Regions from separate parts of the Mus musculus genome. Here region 1 is linked to region 2. Evidence: chromatin loops called from intact Hi-C (ENCODE). Cell type or tissue: heart. All regions are shown on one strand.

Region 1 (2,500 bases), 540 kb before region 2:
ACTCTGTAGACCAGGCTGGCTTCGAACTCAGAAATCTACCTGCCTCTGCCTCTCAAGTGCTGGGATTAAAGGCGTGTGCCACCACTGCCCGGCTTCCCTCTGTTCTTTCAATGTCCACAGGCCACTCTCCATTTCCAGTTGGGTCAAGGTCAAAGAGCCGTGCTTCCAATGGCAGTAGATGTCCGGCAGGTATTGAGGTTCAAGCAGATACGCCTCAGGATTTAATATCTGTTCTCCAGCCAACAGCACGTGTGACATTCTCAGCGGCATGGACTCTGAACAGGTGGCTGTCCCATCTGTCTTTCAACAGATCAGAGGGAACGGTGGCAAAGGGCAAGGCTGGCTTGTAATGAGGGCACCTCTGGCAAGGAGATATCCACCCCTACTTTCTCTGTTGGATGGCAATATTGTTAAATCTCTGCTCCCAGTCTCTAGTCTCTCCTAAGCAGGGTACTGTGTTCCCCGCTGTCTCATTCTTTGAAGCACAGCTCGTGTGTTTGGAGTCTTGGTTCTTAGCTGGTGGAGACATTTTAGGAAGCTGTGGAACCTTTGAGAAGCAGGGCCTAGCCGGAGGACGTGGGCCACTGAGGGGAGTGGCCTGAGCTTTGAAGTCCAGCCCAGTTCTGGCTTCACCTCTCTTCCTCTCACTCTCTTTCCCTTTCCCCCTTCCCCTCCCTCTCTCTCTTCTCCCTCCCTCTCTCCTTCCTGAATGCTGGTGTGAAATAGCCACCTCACTCTCTTGCTTCTACAACCACAAGCCATGGTTATAAATATAAGCCATTCGTGAGAAGTCGTGATCCCATTTCCTCCTCCTCCTCCTCCTCCTCTTCCTCCTCCTCCTCCTCCTCCTCCTCCTCCTCCTCCTCCCTCCTCCACTCCTTATCTCCAGCCTCCTTGGTGTTGTAACTATTTCTTGAACACCACCAGCCTAGGCATTCTATGTATACTGGCTCCTGTCTAACTTCCATCCTAACCAGGAGGTCGGCACTATGTATCTACCGTATAAGTCTTTACTAGTGTGTGCCTTCCTGTCTCAAGCTGTAAGAATCTTTCTAGATGATTCTAAATTGTGTTAAGCTGACAATTAGAGCTATCACCAAGATCACAGGTGGCTTTTGTGCTCTCCATGTCTTGAGATAGCCCCAGGCCTAGGCACATCCTGACAGCTTCCTGCCCTCCCCTGGTCCTCTTGGTGCCACGTTCCTGGGTCTCAGCAAAGTAGAAGTAAGGAAAGGCAAACAAAAGGCAGATTTCTCAGCTTCACTGCGAAGCAGATTTCTTGCAGGTTAGTTCTTTGGTGTTGGGTAGCGGTTCTAGTCCTTTCTTGCTTCTCTGGACCAAGAGAGTCACCGAGAAAACAAGTATGCCACCACCAGAGGGCGCTGCGACCACACAATTTTTTTTTTTCTGCAAAAACTGACCTCTGCAAACATAGTTTAGATTTCTTTTGTTTCTGAGGAGAAATTAAGGGTTGCCCGTGGTGGTGGCAGTAGTGGGGGCTGGGCAGGCGGTGAGAGGGCAGGCGGTGAGACACGAATTAATACGGAGAAGCAGAGATGGGAAGTGTAGCAAACACTCTGCAGGTGCCTTGCTGTGTCATTATTTGAAATTTTCAACTCTGTTGGAACACTTGCTTTCAATATCGAGCAGAGGACGATGCTGAGGAGAAGGGCTGTGCTGCCGAACAGAACTGGGTGACAGCCCCAGATCTATGCTCAGTAAATCTGTGACTACCCATGGGGGCCAACGAGGCCTGGAACTTTCTGTGTAGACAAGGCTGGCTTCAAACTCGGAGAGATTGGCCTGTCTCTGCCTCCCCAGTGCTAGGATAGTAACACCGTGCTGCTAGACCCTGTGGCCGGCCCCTAGTTTTCTCAACAACGCCATGAGGCATTTGTGAGAATTAAAGGAATGAGGTTATAACATGTCCTGGTCCCAGAGAGCCACAAGAGTGCAGCGCTATGACAATGATATATTACTTAAACCTTAAAAACAATCCTGTGTACATGTGTGTGGTATGCATGCAAGTGTGTGTGTGTACATGTGTGGGTACAGGTGTATGAGGCGTGTGTAGGGCCCAGATTAACCCTGGGAGTTTTCCTCTATCACTTTACACCCTATTCGTAGAGGGTGGGTCTCTCAGTAAGATCTAGAGCTCACTGGTAGAGCATCTAGCCAGCCAGCTTACCCCACGCGGTGGTTAGCTTTAACTGCCAACCTGATGTAGCCCAGGGTCATCTGGGAAGGGAGTCTCAATTGAAGGAGTAGCCGAATCACATTGGCCTGTGGGGATGTCTGTGGGGGGTTGTCTTTGTTCTTAGTTGCTGTAGGGGAGCCCAGCCTACTGTGGCCTGTGGTCCCGGGTTGTCTAAGAAAGCTAGGTAAGTGTGAACCCATACGGGAGCCAGCAAGCATTGTTCCTTCATGGTTTCTGCTGCAAATTCTTGCTTGGGTTCCTGCCCTGGCTTTGCTCCGTGACTGACTGTGATCCAGAAGTGTA
Region 2 (2,500 bases):
GAGGGCCAGATGGTCCTTGTGGTCCTGGGTCACCTGGTTGTCCCTAAAAGGGGAGGGAAAAAAATCAAAATATAAATATTAACTTAATAAATAGAACTGGAAGCAGGAACTAACATTTTGCAGCTGAGCAACTTTTACTATATTATGTCAAACAAGGTTGCAATGGTTTTCCAGAGACTTAATTTGTAAAGGTCTTCAGAGTCCTCCTCCCTGGATCTACACTGCCAGCCCTTGAGAGCATCAGCAACCTTTTCTGGCTTCGGGCTTCACCCACTTTTCATTACATCATCACTGTGAGACTTATTTTTAATGTTTATGGTGCAATATATATTTACTTCTGTTAGATAGAAAAGTGTAGGTGTGAAACTGTTCATGTATGTATACATGTGCACGTGTATGTGTGCACATGTGTGAGTGTATGCATGTGTGTATATATGTTTATATGTGCATGCATGTATGTATTTGCAGGTATGTGTATGTATATGTGTGTGTATACACGTGTGTGTGTGTACATATGTATACATATGTGTGTGTGCTTCTCCAGAGTCAGGCTGGCTGATAAAACAGCAGCAAGGAGCCTTAGAAGAGGATTTGTTTTTGTTTTTGTTTTTTTCATCAGAGTCCCAGGACACTTCTGAAATTTTCTCTCCTCCTGGCTTTGGTGAGCAGCTTGGTGGAGTAATTATGACTCGCTAGGACTGCAATCCTTGCTGCTTGGTGTCTCTAAATCTCCCTTAGCTCATCAGAAAGATCAGAAGGACAATGATAATGAATGCTAACACCCTTGCAGTTTTTTCGGAGGTTAAATGAGACAACGTGTGGATGGTGCAGAACCAGGGCACATAGAAGGATCAGGAGTGTTAACCAAGGCGACAATGAGGAACTGTCCATTTCCCGCCCCAGCCTTCTCTGAGCTTTGCCTGCAATCCCCAGATCACTTTGAGTCTGGGATTAAATGTTGAGGGTTTGGTTTCAATATTTTGAAAGTTTTACTCATAGTGAAGCTGTAAAACAGACAGAATATGAAAGGGGCCTGAGCCTGAGAAGGGATAGATGCTCCCAAGAGATGACAGCACAGACCAGAGGAAGCAATACAAAGGCCCTCTTGCTTTCAGTGAGAAAATTACTGCATTTCCTAACTTTCCTGCAAGCTTCCTCATGAGCCTTGACTCTGATTAGAACAGGCCTAAGATGACATCAAATTGCAGGACACACCATGCACAAGGGGTCCTATTTCCCAACAACCAGATACCCATATTGACTGGCTGAGAAGGCTCAGTGTGAAGCCATCTGACATGAGAGAGCTCAGAACAGCTACCACACCAGCATCTAGGAGGTTTGGGCAAAGGGTAATTAAGGGTAGAATGGCAGAAACAAACGTGTAGTCTACCCGAATCAGTGTTTAAGGCAGTCTTAAATCTAAATAAACAAGCACCTCTCTTAAAGAGTGATGGGGTGGGTTTCACTGGGGCCCTCTAGTGGCAAAAATCAATTAGGATGTAACTAGAAGCACCCAAGGGGAAAAATAGCATATCCTAAGGCCTTTGATTTGACTGACAAGCAAATTAAAAAAAAAAAATATGGAGCAATTTAATTCATTTTTTTGCAATAATATTTTTTACACAACTTAAGTTGTCAGCTTTCTAGGGATGTCCGTTTTCCTTTATAAAACATTTTTATGAAGAATTTTCAAGTAGTTTACAGAATGCTTCTATGCTAAGTGAGTTTCTATAAATGAGGAAATTTCTAGTACAGTAATGGTAAGGTAGCCAACACACACACACACACACACACACACACACACACAAGCGCTAAGAACATATTGTCTTTGTTTTCTATAGCTTTGGGAGAAAGAGTTCCTGACCTTTCCTGAGTCGTAACCTTCCCTGAGTTCTGAACTTGCTGAACAAAACCTTCCCTGTTCCAGAAGGTACACACCTTCCACATCAGGCCGTTCCTACATCTGGAAAATATTTTTTCATGTTATAACTCAGATCCACTTGGATGCACTAAAAGCAGCCAGTAAAATCTAAGATGACAGAAAACCCGAGCTAGGACTTAGGAAGACATCCTGAGAGTCATTTCTTCCACGGCAGCAGACAAAACTTTCAGGCAGGCACACACTTGCTTAACCAAGTGATGCAGTTTGTCTCTTGTTAAGTCAATTGATTTTGTGTAAAAAATGTTCATAAAGTAGGACTTCTACCCTTACTGGAGAAAATTTTGAGGCCAAATATCTTGGTATTAGTAAGACACAAATGAGTTTAGATACCAAAGGAAAGGTTTTTTTCATCAATTTATTGTGTGTGTGTGTGTCCATATGGGTGCACATATGTATGGAAGACCGCATGCCTATGTGTGTGTGTTGTCAATCTTGGGTGCCATTACTAGGCACTTTCCACCTTATCTTTTGAGACAAGGCCCCTCACTAGGGCCTGGTCTTGCTGTGTAGGGTAGGCTAGGTGTCACCCAAGCCCCACATAAGGTCACCCTTTCTCCA

The links. Hi-C counts contacts between places; a loop is a spot of excess contacts. Peaks named below come from ENCODE experiments on the same cell type or tissue, not always from the same donor. Only the 100,000 strongest peaks of a DNase experiment are listed, where the experiment ranks them.
Region 1: it touches region 2 in a loop (6-fold over the local background); 2 of 42 quality-filtered maps call a loop at or near these places.

What each region holds. Positions count from the first base shown.
Region 1 is chr3:145,904,553-145,907,052 of GRCm38, reverse strand. No RefSeq gene overlaps it. Among named protein-coding and RNA genes, the nearest start is that of Gm35187, 15 kb to the right of the region's middle. In heart, a CTCF peak has its summit at 1,366 (motif pointing right); no DNase peak of the experiment used is centred here; H3K4me3 peaks cover 225 bases; H3K27ac peaks cover 1,115 bases.
Region 2 is chr3:145,364,388-145,366,887 of GRCm38, reverse strand. Col24a1 (collagen, type XXIV, alpha 1) reads right to left here. Exons shown (of 60, transcript NM_027770.3): 19 at 1-43. Among named protein-coding and RNA genes, the nearest start is that of Gm35133, 26 kb to the left of the region's middle. In heart, a CTCF peak has its summit at 1,479 (motif pointing left); no DNase peak of the experiment used is centred here.